Linked DNA regions of Homo sapiens: region 2 is linked to region 1. A link is a loop called in an ENCODE intact Hi-C map of the cell type or tissue named here. Cell type or tissue: GM12878. All regions are shown on one strand.

Region 1 (8,000 bases):
TCTGGCTTTTTGTTTTTTTGACAAAAGAACAGCCAGCCATTAGAAAATTACTGGGCTTGTAAAAACATCGCTATTATAATAAATATCCTAGAGTCTCAGTGTATGAGCAGTGCTATGGACACCAACTTCTCAGTTTATTTTATGTGCTCTTTCTGCCTCTCTATGTTGAAAGTCAGGGCCTCTGCTTTCTCCAAAGATGTCCTTGGATTGACATCGCCATTATGGCACCAGTTGTTATTGCTGTGCTGTTGCCAAGGTAGCCAAAATATAGACCTGGGTTCAAAGTAGTAACTGGGTGTGTAAGAGGGTAGTCACTTCTACTCTCATGGATACAGCTGCTTGAATGTGACAAATACTATTAAGATCGTGGGTCTTATTACCTCAAACCACAAGGTGCTATCTGAACAAATGCTTGGCTTTTAACTGTCAGATTCTTGAATGTGTCACATTTTTCTTCGGATCTTTGGGTTATTGTAACAGCTGTTTGTAAACATTGTAAAGCCCACATTAGCTACAGAGTGAGTAGAAATATTTTGACCCAAATATCTGCCCCCTGAACCATGATAAGGAATGTAGCCTGTATGCTGACACTTAAGCAGTAGATTTAAATAGAAACTAGGATCAACTTCCAGCTGAATAAGTCAATAGGCATTTTTGATTTCTGACTCCATCTGGGTCAGTTTTCATTCATCAGATGGCCCAAAAACATCCATTGACGTTGAGACCTTAAATGAAAAAAAAAAAAAAAAAGGTAATAAACTAACAGGTATTTCCAACAAGATTTTGGCTGGGCAATATTTTCAATGAGAGTCTAATCTATCCTCTTTGTTTGACAGTTAAAGTTACCAGTGCTTGTTTAATAGCCATCCTTTTCTTTAGAAACAGGGACACAAACAGCTTTAGAATTTGTCATGCTCTGATCTCTTTCATTCTGAAAATACCCCATGCTATTTTATGTGGTGGTAATGAGTTAGATATTTCTAGTGTTTGCCTGGGTAAGCAGTCATGAGGGCTGTTGTAATAAGTAAATAGTAAGACTACATTGCTCTGATAATAGCAACTTTCATTGAAGGATGTGAATGTGCCTTGCAAAAGAATGATATAGAATCCTTAGAAAGGCTTTTATTAGCAGAAATGTAATACAACTATTTTTAAAATGGAAACAGTAAGGCAGAGTGGAGAAAGAATCTCTGATATTGTGTTTCTAGTATCAATTGTAATTTGGGACATCTAAGCTATCAACCCAAGCAGTTAAGAAAAGTTCTAGTAAGAAAATGAACTTGTAGCACATTGAATATTATGGGAAATCTTGTCCTCAGCATTTCTGGATTTTGTAGATCCACATATCTGCCAAGAAGTTGTATTAGATAGTTACCTTTGGAAGCGGCCAAATGATATACATCCAGTTGAAATTGTGATTAGGATTGAAAACATATTTCTTACATTAATAATCTAATCCTTTTGTCCACTCTTTACAAAATAATTAGATATATTATGGCCATGACCCCCAAAAGTTAAAGATATTTCCTATCAAGCTCACTTAAATATAGACAACCATCTACTATTTTATATATAATGGTTATAGCAGTAAAGATAAAGCTCATATATTTGCTTCTGGAAGAAGTACTTTTTTTTTTTTAGAAGATCAACCCTCTTGTTTTTTATTCTAAATATTTGAGTCATAATTAAAGGTAGTTAGGATTAAATACATAAATAACAAGGTAAGGTAGCTTAAGTGTATGCTGGGTAACAGGCAATGTCAGACCAAGATTTTACTGGAGCTAATCAAGACAACTGAATGTGGGATGCATGTTTTCATTGTAAAAATGCAGGCAAGCTTTTTAATGTTTTCTTTTCATGTGATGTTTAGACAAATTGAGGTTTGTTCTTGTCTCATCGAGCTCTCATTTTCTCTTTCTGTCGTTCTTATTCTCTCTCTCTCCCTCCTTCCCTCAAGGAGAATCTCGAAATGAAACTGACAGAGCTGTGTTTCACTCTTTTATGGTGTAATGTTTGTGAGGTTTCTCACATTGTTTACATGTTTCCTTGAAATAAAGATGGCACTTTCATTGAGCATGTGTCCTGAATTTCCTCACAAAATCAAAATTGAAAATGGAGGCTAGAAATAATGCTTAATATCTTTTATGTCTATTTTGTCATGAAAATTATTCTTTGTCAAAACTGGCCCTGTATAAATAGAGAGGAAGAATATATTTTTGCTCTATTGCCTTCTACACCTCTTTGTATTATTCTAGTACATATTCTAGTATGTTTTTCTAGGTTCTACTCCTAAAGTCCCCAGGAGTCCACAGTTTAGTGACCCTGAACATTTAAGATTTTTAGAAAGTGTCTAATTTCTAAATTTTGCATTCTCATCTATTATTACAAGTTTGCTGGAGTTTTCAGTCTTGTGGGCTATAATGTAATAAGGATGTCAATACTTTATGCATCCTATATAGCATGTGAGCAAATAACAATCCTATCAAGATAGTTTCTTTAGAGAATTTTTTGTAGAAATCATCTTATAAACTGTTGCCATATTTCTAAGTTCACAGAAAATAAGTAAAAACAAACCAAACTATACTTAGTGTTTAGTGCCCCTTCTTCCCTCCAAGCTGCCCCTTTCCCTACTCTCCAAAGTCAGAAATGTCAGACTCCTAGAACGTTGTTAATAGGAAACAATCTGAGAGTACTAATTTCCACTAATTCATGAAAGTGTGAATGACTCTTAATCCCTTAAACTCCCAAAGGTTGAGAGTGATTGGAATAGTTGCTACCTAAATAAATCATGAATTTGTAGAACTTTAACATAACAATACATTGATGTAAAAAAGATTCAGATAATACATAAAGATTTATTTTCAGTTAGCACGAGAAGATCATACCAATTTAGATGTTTGCCTCTGCATCTTTTTATCTATAACGCTCGTGATTTACACAGCTTTCTTATTCTTAACTTTTTGCACCACAGAATCTAAAAAGTCCCATTCGTCTTCATTGTGGTTCCTATTTCAGCAGCTGCAAGGCACTGGTGTGTGGGGAAAGTGTGGCAGGAAAGAAGGTATTGTGTACATTGATTTTGGGTAAATCAGAAACTGTGTATTTGCATTCAACTAGGGACTTTCTGGGGATACTGCCTGACTTGAAACTGTGAGGAGTTCAGGGTCTGTGGAAGGTTGTTGAGAAAATATTTAAGTTCCTGAAATCACACCATTGGTGTAGCCTTTTCTATCCTTTATATGTGACTTAAAATTCATTTTGTTCATTTCTAAATGAAATAAATGAGGTTTATACACCATAACCCTAGCTTCCTAGCTGTGGTGCTAGTATTCACTAGTCCCGTGTTTTTCAGAAAATCATTTTATCTCTTTTTGACTCAATTATCTCCTGAATCAAATGGGATCATGATTCTAGCTGTGTCTTTCAAAGGTGCTGTTGGAGAAATGATGGACGAATAGATATGAACATGCTGAGACAAAGTTAGGGATATTATGCAAATTTTACATATTTTAATTATCAAATATTAAGAGACAGGACAAAATGCAGCTTTAAAATATTTTCTTTAACTCTTTATTATAACTAATTTCTTGTCGAGATCTAGGTTAAGATTTAGGGAAGTCATAATGTGAACTACTTTGTTGAAACTGAAATTAACATGAAGTTTCAGATTTTATAAAGTAGTTATTGGAATACCTTTATAAAACTGCTTGCCCTCTTGCCTTTAAGAATGCCAGGGAACTCAACATACTTCTCAGGGTCCTTAAACACAATCAATGACAAAATAGTTTTTTTTTTTCCCTGAAAAAATAATCAGTGTTATTCCAGGTAAGGATTCAAAGATATTTGAACATATGTGATAAACTAAAATTAAACTGGACTAAAATTAAAACTACAGTTTTAATTTTATATCACACAAAGCATTTATGAGAGTATATTGTTTAATTTGTAACCCAAGAAACAGTCTTTGGGAATGTCAAGATGCAATTGAGGAAATGTTTCAGGGGGTTGGGTCCTGTATTAGATTGAAATGGAGGCAAGAAAGAGTAAGGCTTTCTATATTAATGGCATTGGGGTCCTTTTACACCAACAGTCTATGAAGCTTTAGAAAAGAGAGAGAGGCACAAAGCAATCTATTCAGCAAGACATACATATATACAGTATTTGGTTTTGCATTACACCCAAAAAGATGGTGTAGTGCAAAGCCAAACACTGTACAACTCACTTCCATAGACTGGAATTTCACAGACTTGGGTTGATATTGTGTGTCTGATTATATGCCTAAACAATAACTCTATTTGATAAAAATCTTAATTACAACTATCCATACTAATATTCAACTATCAATACTAATATTCAAAGTATTTCACAATGGATCTTATGCTTTCTAAAATGCAAAACATTAGATCTTTCCAGCAATTATAAACAGATGTTAAATATTTCTTTATAATACATATTCATTATATATTACATATATATTGATCTATATATATAAATACTTACAAGCACGTGTATATAAAATTAACAGTCTCAAACCTTGTCAAAATTATTCTATTACAAAGTCAAGTTTTTCTTTGATTTACGTTACTATTGTACTTTAAAGTTATTCTTCCTTTATGAAGGGATCTGGGAACACTATATCCAGACACTTAATGCAAACTGGTCTACTGGACATTACATGGTGCCAAAATCAGATACTTGTGAATTTAACACACCTAAGGCCATCTTTACATTAGTACATTGCTCACAGCTTCAGCAGAAAGCATATTGGACAAAGTCACCTGCTAAATAACTTGGCTCAGGAAGTCAGAAAATAAGCCACTGACCTCCAAAATGAGAAGAATGATGGTGAAAGGATAAGCCAAAAATGTAGGTCACTTTGATTCCTGATTTTCTGTCACTCCCGCTTCTAATCCACACCAAGTTTACCTCTTAAACTTCCCTTATATTCATGAATGTCCTTTCAGCACACCTCTCTAATGATCATTAAACCCTTTGAATCATTGAAATACTTTCTCAATGGTTTCTTATAGTCTAGCTCCCCTGAAATTAATTTTCACAATTGCAGTCAAATAACCTTCCAAAAAGGTTCAAATAATATCAAATCTCTCTCCCCGCTGCTGAAAAGTCTTTTACACCACTTCCCTTAGCCCTAATGACAAATGGATAGGTTTGTTTTGTTGTTCATGTTAGACTTTGTCTTTCATATGGTTGGTTTACCTCAACTTTCTCAAGATTCTTGGATGTGTAGTCACATTTATAAATGATGAACTATATTGAATAGCACAGGTAGCTGACACATATTCTGTTTGCTTCTGTTCACTACCATTTCCCCGTGAGGCCTCTCACCTGAAAGAGAAGCCTGAGTGAAGGTTCTGTGTAAGTGAGGGAAGTCAGGGGAATGTTTTCACAGCCAGTCTCTTTGAAGTGCCCCTGGGAAAAATTGCAGGTTTCAGAGCAGGAGCCTCCTACAGGCTGTAGTCCAGTGCATTTTACTACCAAAAGAAGTGCTCTTCTGCCTTTTATTTTAAACTTATTTTGTGGTGTGTGTGTGTGTGTGTGTGTGTGTGTGTGTTTGTGTGGCTAAAATCATGTTAGGATGTGCTCCACTTGTCTGTCAGACCCCGGCATCTTCACAAAGATAATTTTGTTATAAAGATCACCCACTTGCACTTCATTTTGAGAATAGTCCTTGGGCTTAAGCCCTGGAACAAAAGCCTTTGCTACCAAACCATAGCTCTATTTACACCTGTATGGAAAGGAAGAGTTCTACTGTCCCAGCTCTTTGGAAAATAGCTGTCTAAAAAATGACCCTGGATTGCCCCCTCGCCTATCCCTGCCTTCTTTATTTGTTGATTCACCTTCGAGGTCTCTTAATGACTTCTGCTAAATTTCATCTTCTTTTATTTCCCTACCAATCATATTTCACTTATGCTATTCTCATAAGTTTTTATTATTTATTAACTTATTTACTTCAGAAATTTCAACTTTTATTATAGATTAAAGGGTACATGTTCAGATTTGTCACCTGGGTATACTGTGTGATGCTGAGGCTTGGAGTCCCAATGATCCTGTCACCCAGGCAGTAAGCTTGGTACCTAACAGTACCCCTGCCCGCTTGCCACCCTCCCCCATCTAGTAGTCCCAAATGTTTATAAAATTTTGATTCACTAATGGTACACTTTATTTTTTCTTTCCATAGTGTCATGTTCTCTTTCATTTTAATTCACCATTTCTGTCAATTCAAGGAGAATCTGAGGCAAAGAAAATACAGACAGATTTGAACTTACTAGATCAATTTGAACCAGAAGCTTAAGTTTACCTTTAATTTTGTTGGAAAAATAGTTTGAGTAAATTAATAATTTGATCATTAAATTATAAAAGACAGTTGTAACATCTAGGAAAACTTACTATTTTTAGGACCATTAACTTCAAAACTGTTTCTATTAATTTACAAACAACTTTATGCATTCTTATTAAAGATGATTCTTTAAGAATCAATTTAGAAAACTTAATTATCTGATCATATCAAAATTAACAAGATTAAATATATTTATATATTTTTTATTTTCTAATTCAGATAGACATTATTTTAAGGAATTTCAGTTAGTTAATTATTAAATATCAATATTCAATGATATTGAAATTAGTCAAACTGATGATTAGTAAATATCCCATTTTGTTGCTAAATAGTAATGGATGATAACAATTTTCAGTTGTTTAAATAAAATCTTACTTATTTTGCCAATCCTCAGCCAATCTTGATGATTCTTTCCATCACAGCATCATTTTAAATCATAATATTTTTTAAAAGCCTGTTGAAGTTACAGTAATTAATGGGGATTAAATTAATTATATACCTTTTAAAACTCTCCTGACAACTAGCAGAATACCAGTAAATGATTCGTGAAGATCTGAAAACCATCATAATGTCCCTATAGAAACATGAATTATTATGAAGGATCTATGAATTGTTTAAAGGAGAAACAAAAATAATAAAATAAATGGGGTCTTTCTTCTCAAAGTGGTTACAAATATTATTGATGAAACTAAATATTTAATCTTCACTGAAACGTAACCATAGAAATTAGTCTACAGGTTGTACATACATTTCACACAGAAATTCCATTAAATCTGAGGAGATAACCCATGGGACCAGCAAAAAATGGTTCTGTGGTAGGAAATGACTTTTAACTAAAGGTTAAATAAAATTGTACTGATGTTATTTTAAACTGATTACTCAAGACAGTGGTTCTTTTGGAATGGTTCTTACTTCAATTTGCTCTTCACTTCTTTCTGCTTTTTAAATTCCCAGTACCCTTTTATTTCTCTTATGCTCACGTTTTTATCTCTATTTATTCCTTCCCCACTCTTTCCAAAATCATGGCCCTACCTCATCCTTCACAGAGATTTATATGTACAGAAAACCAACTTACTAGTTTACTCCTCCTTCTCATGATTACCTTTTCCTCTACCACCATTTATTTATCTCCTTTTTTCCCCCACCTAAGGATTCATCAGAACACTAAATTTCCACTGATAATTTATATTCCACCACAAGCGCAATTATACACTTGGTTACATGTTTCATTCATAGATCTTTAATTGTTTGTAGACTAAAATTCTAAATGATGATGGCAAAAGTGTGATGATAATTTAAATACCCAAGACTAAAATTTCCTGAAGATAACTATCATTTCTATTACTTATCTATGCATCTAAACATTTTGTAAATTATAACAACATTTAAACATTTTCTATCCAATCTATCTGTACAAATATGGCTTTAAATTATATACTATATATATATATCAAAATATATTTGCATTGAGTTTTAATTAAAGTATACATTGAAAATTCAGCCATGAACATATTAGTATTAATTAAAAGAGTTCTCGCATATTCTTCTCTTCTCCTCCTAAAAGCTAAATTTGTTTCTCAATTTACTTTTATAGTGTATTTTTGAAAACCCTTTCAATATTTAAGTAAGCACTTTAGGTAAA
Region 2 (8,000 bases), 91 kb after region 1:
ACCAATTGTAACAAAGCCTGAAAGTAAGCCTCAACAGGATCAAGTTGAGCTGCCAGCAAATTGACTGCCTGCTAGAGCAAATCTCAACATTTTAAAAGAAGACATTATAATTTACACTGTAAAAAATATAGTATCCACAATATGCAAAATTCAATAAAAATTTACTAGATATACAAAGAATAATTTTACAATGTAACTCATAGCCAGGAGAATTTGAGTGAATAAAAACAAACCCATGCATAACCCAGATATTGGAATAAGCACACAGTGACTTTAAAATAGTTATTATAGGCAAGGTGCGGTGGCTCACGCCTGTAATCCCAACACTTTGAGAGACCAAGGCAGGCGGATCACAGGGTCAGGGGATCGAGACCATCCTGGCTAACACGGTGAAACCCCATCTCTACTAAAAATACAAAAAATTAGCCGGGTGTGGTGGCAGGTGCCTATAGTCCTAGCTACTTAGGAGGCTGAGGCAGGAGAATGGCGTGAACCCAGGAGGCAGAGCTAGCAGTGAGCCAAGACTGCACCACTGCACTCCAGCCTGGGTAAAAAGTGAGACTCTGTCTCAAAAAAAAAAAAAAAAAAAAAGTTAATATAAATATATTCAAGGATTTTTTAAAAACAGATAATATGTGAAATGATGGGAAATCTCAACAGAGAAATACAAACTAGGAAAAGAAAACAACAAGTAGAAATTTTAAAACTGAAAAATAATATAATTGTAGTAAACATCTCAAATGCATGGGCTTAACAGCAGAGTGGATATTGTATAAGATCAGCTAATAAAACTGTCTAAAGCACACAGAGGAAACCACTGAAACAGTGAGTTAGGGCACAGTGTCAAGGGTCCAATACGCATGTGATAGGACAGGAGACAGGAAATGACAAAAGCAATCATGGTGAAAAAAATCTGAGCACTGCTCAGCTTTGTGTGGGAGGAATTGACTGGAAAGGAACATGAAAGAACTTTGGGGAAAGACAGAAGTATTTCATATTTTGATAAGTATGTAACACAATTGTATATACTTGCCAAATTTCATTGAACTACATACTCTTAGAGTCTGTTCTTTCTATTGATTGTAAATTATATCTCAATAAAAAATAGAAGAAATCCGAGGGACAATGACCATCAGTTAGTATCATTACCTGATCTAAGCACGAAAATACTGGCAATTACCTTGTCATTCATGAAATCTTGTATAACTTTAGCTCTCACTTTAACAAACTGTTAGTTTCATCTCCTCCCTTTCTGCTTTTTTACAGCCTCTTTCAGTGATCCTTTTCTTCATCCCACTGTTAAACATTCATATTTCTAAGTTTATGTCCTTTTCCATATTTTATCCCTACTTTATGCATTCTTTCAAGGCCTAGGATATGCACAATGCAGGTGTTTAGTGTTTGAGAGATTGACGAACAAATGGACATATAAATGAATAGATGGGTGGGTGGATGGATGGATGGATGGATGGCCAGCTAAATAATGAGTACTCTCCTGGCTATCCAGTCATTCAATTTATGTGCCAAGTACTCTTCTGGGTGCTGAATATACAATTTTGATCAAAGCAAAAAAAAATCCTGTTTTCTAATGTTTACATCATAATGTTTGTAGTACAATCTTGGTTCAACTGTTAAGTTCAGACTCACATAATTTCTCAAATAAGGGCATACCTACCTTCAATTTGTACCCTCTAAGTCAATGCCAGAGTAAAATTACTAAGATTTATATATGATTTGTTACTTCTATATAAAATCTTTTTGATATTTAATGTCCATGTGTTTATGCACACTTTTTGGCATGTTCAACCACATCCTACCTTAACATTCTATGTTCTAGTCATATAACAGTTTTGCTGTTCACCACTCTCACTGTGTGTTTTTACATAAGGTGTTCATTCAGTCTAGAATGTCTTCTTTCCAACTACCACCCTCAGTGTTACCTATCACAATTCTCATTCATTTCCCAAGACTGCTTAAACGGTCTCATTGATATTTTCTTGACCTTCCAGACAGAGTTAAGGTTTTCTTCTTAAGGGTTTTTTCAGTCCTCCCTAGTTCTCTGTGTATAGGTTTGTGTCTATAAGCTGGGTGTTGGTACAGGTTACCCTGCCATAAACAAAGCATGCAATGACATGTAAGAAAGAATACAGTAGAAAAATTAGGGGTATTTGGTATTATTACCAAATAAGGCACTGGGTATCCACAAAATCAAATTCATGAGGGAGCAGAGGGAAGAGTAGAATATAAGAAAACAGAAGTGGGATCCAGTGTTCCTAAGCAAAGATCTCTGAGGACAGTCTGCAGCCAGCTATCAGGTACAACAGGCTGGGCTCCTCATCCACACCCAGGTCCCAGGGATAGATGAAGGAGCACCTATACCTTTCAGGGTGGGGTACAAAAAGCCTACAAACCAATAGCTGGCTGATCAAAATTTTTACAAAGATCATTAATGACCAAGAACACTGGGAGCGAGGAATATTTTTTGCCTCAAACACAGAAAACTCATGACAAATTTTGACTTCTACTGAATCCTCAGCAGGCCACAAGAATAATGTTACCATTGAATTGGCTATGTAATATAGGCAGCTGATATGGGCTAGTTTGGGAACATAGGCTGATACTTTCTCTCAAAAGGAGCTTGTTTTATTTGTTGTAGTAAACTTGTTTCTCCATTTAGGCAATGAGGCCCTCAAAGGCCATGTTAAGTTCTTCTCTACATCTACTACCATGGATGGCTTATTGTAGGCACTAAAAATTGTCTTTTAATAATAAATTAACAGTTTCCTGCAAGTAGAACAGTATTCACAAAAAGCTTTCTTTAGTCCTTACACATTCATTCTTTGTTTGGAATTGTGATAAGTTTTGTTGCCATGAGAACACATTGCCAATTAAAATTTTGTTGAGAAAATAAAGATGTCACATTCAAATATCAAATAAATAGGTCACCTCAAACTCAACTAATAAGTTTTGTAGTGCATAGATAAATAATCTTTCTCTATTCTATTTTTTCATATCACAAATGATTATTTTAATATCATTTATAATTATTATCCAAATGCACAAAGTCATTTTTCACCCATGATAAGTGGAATGGACTTCCTAGACATTTCAAAGCAGTTCCCATGCCATTCAGTAGCATACAGATTCAAGGAGGTATTAACAGATGCATCACATGAAAATAAGTTAGCCATCCTGATCTCTCTCAAAGATTCTCAATGCATTTTTACATACTAAAGGCTCCAAGAAGTCTATGTGGGGAGAGATTGAATTTTAACTCACAGATCTCCAAACAGTTTATCACAACACACTTCTTTTATGACAAATTATCAGCCTTTGGAACACTGCTTTCTGAGGATAACAGTTTAAGATATTTCTTCTGAAAAATAATAGCTGTTTTCTTCTAGGAAGACATGGAAATATATATAGTGAAATTATAATAGACTTTGGAATTAGAAGCTATAGGTTCAAATCACCCAAACTTGTTGTGACTCTGTCATCCTGGAAAAGTTCTTTAACTTCTCTGAAGATTATAAAGACTGTCTCACAGGTATAAACTGCTCAATAAATACTGGTTTTATTTTTCTCACTTTACAACACCTCCCATATTCTGATAATGGACCAAGTACCGGGCTGTGGGCCCAGCTGGGGGTTAACATCCTTTAAACAAGTGGTGAGCCTAGCTTGTAGCACCTGTTCTTCTCGTGAGCCAGGTGGGGCATAGTGATATTGAGACTAGCAAAAGATAAGTGGGGAAGTGGTTATTCCACCCACACATTCTCACATGTTGCAAAATGCAGCTGGTGATTATTCTCTCAAGAGGAGTCTACTAGCATGAATGCCAATGAAAATAAGTCCTTGGGTCCTGTTTGGCACGTGTGCCTTAATTACTGACCCCCTACTCTAGGGAGGTCAACAAGAAAGAAGGTCTCTTCTTTTCTTTGCAACGGTATGAAAATGAAACAATCATAAAATCTGGCAGGAGAGTTAAGGTTAATAATTTTCAAAGAGAGTACTTGGAGGTTTCTTTACACTATAAGCACTATATAATCAAAAGTTTTCTTTTTCTGTATTAAACTATTCAATGTTAGTTATAGATCAAAATATTAAGTGTGTATTAAAACTTTTGCATTTTATAAAGTCATGAATAGATATGTTTTCCACAAATTTTAAACAGATGAAGCTTTAACCTAAGAACCTTTTTTATTAGTTTCTTCATTTTAGTTTATCCTAAGAAACGAATAACTAGTAGAGCACCGACAAACATTTTGGTGAAAGGGGTATCCCTGATTAAAATAGAGCTTCAGCTCTCTATGGACACATTGTTCACCCTCTCCCTATCTCACCCCCACCCTACCTACACTCCATCCCAACCCATGGCAAACTATAAGCCAAAACACATACCATGTAAGCTGTTTCTCCTTTAGAACAAACTTCCTTGGTCAGATTTCCTCACAAATTGGTTATATCTTCAGAAGAATTACAGCAAATTGAGGAATACAAATTGAAACCCACAAAAGACTGAAAATTAAATGTTTAAAAATAAAACTACATTTTTTTTCTTGGAAATCTAGAGGAATGTCACAAGATTCAGAACTCACATATTTCTAGGGACTAATTCTGTGGTTGAACCTAATGTCAGCTATATTATGGTTGGTTGGGTGACTCCAGGAGGAATGAACACCTGAGTCAGGAAGATGCCCAGCAAACTCTACAAATGAAAGGCAACACAGCAGCATCATGCATTCTTTTTTTCTCTTTCTCTTTTTTGTAATAAGAATGTGAAGTAGTTCCAGATGGTGTGCAAGTGGCCAGACTCAAACAAGTTACTAAGCTTGTTGGCATGAAAGAAGCTGCTTAGTGGTGACATACAAGTACAGAATCCCCACAGTCCTGCTTCCTGGTGAAACTGGAGAAAACAAACCAACAATAGAGAAATGAGTACTGTAATTTATCTTGGAGGCCAGTTAGGTTGTTTATCCCAAACTACATTTTGATTCCAGTTACAGTTTAATTATGAGTATTTGTTCTCTAACAGAGACTAAACAAAGGGTAACTATTTTCTTTTATCTTTTTCTTTGTTATGAAAATTTCAGTTTCATGTTTGCCTATCCTCTCTCTTTAAATAGTATCTTATACTATGTGAATGCATTCAGCCCAATTTCTTCCCATTTGCATGAAGTTTCTAAAATAAACAATAAGATCAGAAGTTTTTACGTATAAGAAATGCATGACTTAATAATGCCTTATGTATTTCTGTAAGCTTTTATTGCATCTATTTAACAAGTCCCTTTGGTTATAAAGGAGACACTACCATGTATCTCTGCCATCAAACTATTGACATAAAGTTTCAGACTCGGGGAAACCCACCAAGTCAAGTTACCCACTCCAGTAGCTACTGTCAAGATGTTTTTGGTTTTGACCATGAAATGGGAAGTTATAAATATATGAAAGGCATGTGGGTGATGTTCATTCTCTTCTGTGTGCCTCATACAGCTCTTCTCCCAGGGCAGCAGTAGCTGGGATTTGTCTTCTTGGTTTCAGATCACATATGCTCTTTACAAAAGATATTCAGTATTTGCTTTTGCAACTGTTCAAAAGTTACTTTAAGTGCATAATTTTTATCAATTATATTGCCAGGAGGTTTTTTCCTTCTATCTAAAACACCCTGCACTATGCTCGCTGCTACTTTTTATGGTGGGAAATTATGTTTTCCCTCTGTAGCTGTAGATGGACTCCCTGAAACTTGCTAAACCATCTCTGGGTTCTGTCTAAATTGTATTGATAAGGAGTGTTTGTAACACCTCTATTTTTGCAGAAAAAGATACTTCCAGATTGGGTTGGAGCAGAAAACAAATCCTATATTGCTAAAATTAATAATAATACTGGATTAATTTAAAGTGTTTAAATAAGAAACAAACTTTCACTATAATGGTCCCCAAATTTTTATATTTAATTCATATTTACTACCATGAGAGTAATACATTTTAATTGTTTTCATCTAACTTTTGCATTATTGATCAGTTTTTTTAAATGAACTTTCCTTTATCTACATTTTGGACCAATTCATTGTTTTTTGACCGTTCTCCTAAAAGATCTTGTTTTCATTTCAGTCTGTGTTTTAGTTGGTCTAGCTTTTTATTTTCTCATGAACCTTTTCTATTTCAGTTCAGATCAACTAGGATTGCCACATAGTTTTAACAAAAGCTATCAGGGACAGACAGTTGTAAAAAAAATTGAACAAAAAAGAAATTAGCAGAATATTAGTTTATCAGTGATAATCCACATGTCCTTCTACATGTAACAGTAAATGTACATTGTATTAAGTTGATGTTGTTTTTCAAAAATCCATCTTTGGTCTTTGAACAATTAAAGGTATTTTAAAACTTTTACTCAATGTTCAATTCTTACTGATCCAACTTCAAACTTTTCTGTCCATAGTCCATATGTTTTACACTATACCACAAATTGTTAAGCAAGAGGGGTTGAGGTCATTCACTTTTGAAAAAAATAAAATAATAAAATCAATCTCAATTTTGTTATTTACAACCTGTAAGATGTTCAAGTCACTTAAATATCTAAGTATCAGTTTTCCAACATTAAAATAGAAATAATAATATTTATCTTATAGGTTTATCATGAGAACTACAAAATGCAAATTTATAAACATATAATTTATAAATTAGATATATGGAGAAAATAAGCAGATCATGATAATTTTGGTTTTTAAAATATTTTTATTTCCATGCAATAATTTGACACAGAAATTGAATGAAAATATTTAATACATTGAAGTTTTTTAGACAGGAGATAGTCTACTGAAAATGGTTTGTAAATTAGCAAAAGTTATTATCTTTGCAAGAAAGTGAACATCAAACTTAGGCACTGACTTCTTGAAAAAATGTTACTTAAAGGGTCTTTTTGTTCCATGGTGACAGCTATAAGATTTTAATATAAATATTGAAAGAAGGAGTTGTCTCATAATTTATCAACTTGAAACATTGAAGTACTATAGTTCAAAACTTTGAAAGGAAGTCATTTTTCCAGATATCTGAGGCTCTTTGTTCACATTTTGGGCTTCATAGATATTAACCACATGAAACAAAGGTAATTTCTTCTACAAAGTAATGTAACACTTAATTTGAAATATATTTCCTAAGAAATTTCAGAATGAAAAAAATAAGAATCTACTTTGAGATTATAAGAAAGGTGAAAAGTAATATTGAACAACTCTTTCTCAAAGCTTATTTTTAAATAAATTACTCTGCATTTACTCAGTGTAGGCATATGCCACCAAACTACTGTCAGCTCATAAACATTCAGAACTCTGCTGTTTGATTTACTGTCAGGTACTCACAAGAGCACCCTCACTATTGCACCAGCAAGACTCTCACTGTTACAGTCAATAAGTAAGTTAATATAGTAGGTCAAAATGCAGACCTAGAGCTGGAAAGCACATCTCAAAACATGATTATAATACAACTTACTTAATTAGACTATATTACTTGCTGGAAATACAGTCTCTAGAAAAGAGAGCTTACTATCTAGGCCATCTGGTTCAAAAGTGGTATTTGGTGATTCTTAATTGCAGCAACCATTTATCAAGTGCTGATCAGGAACCAGGCAAGGCACTGGGGACCCACACTGAATTGAATACAGTTGCCTGTTCTTAAGGATATCACTGCCTCTGATGACAGATTCATAGCAAACATTTGTAATGTACTGTGTTATTATGGAAAATGTGTATGTTCCATGGAGACACAGTGGAGATTATCTATCCCAATCTCTCCTGCAATATCTTATGCAACAAGGTACAGAGGAGATGACATGGTCAGGAGGGACATATAAACAATAAAGGGACAAAGCAACAGCTTCATAACTGAGGGACAAAGTTTGCTTCAATTATAAGCTTTCATTTAGTGAGCAACAGGGATCAATACCTAAGCAGGATTGACTTGAGCATGGCAAGTAATTGACTGAGCATCTTTGGACTTCGATAAAAT

What was found. A loop is a pair of places that touch in the nucleus more often than their neighbours do. Peaks named below come from ENCODE experiments on the same cell type or tissue, not always from the same donor. Only the 100,000 strongest peaks of a DNase experiment are listed, where the experiment ranks them.
Region 2: it touches region 1 in a loop (4-fold over the local background); 2 of 110 quality-filtered maps call a loop at or near these places.

What each region holds. Positions count from the first base shown.
Region 1 is chr5:89,430,614-89,438,613 of GRCh38, reverse strand. The region is part of intron 8 of MEF2C-AS1 (MEF2C antisense RNA 1); the gene reads right to left. Among named protein-coding and RNA genes, the nearest start is that of LINC02161, 150 kb to the left of the region's middle. In GM12878, a CTCF peak has its summit at 3,041; DNase peaks (open chromatin) are centred at 1,973 and 3,073; H3K4me3 peaks cover 1,150 bases; H3K27ac peaks cover 5,046 bases.
Region 2 is chr5:89,339,629-89,347,628 of GRCh38, reverse strand. The region is part of intron 7 of MEF2C-AS1 (MEF2C antisense RNA 1); the gene reads right to left. Among named protein-coding and RNA genes, the nearest start is that of LINC02161, 240 kb to the left of the region's middle. RefSeq lists an enhancer at 4,739-4,788. In GM12878, no CTCF peak of the experiment used is centred here; DNase peaks (open chromatin) are centred at 3,778, 4,858 and 5,408; H3K4me3 peaks cover 408 bases; H3K27ac peaks cover 4,701 bases.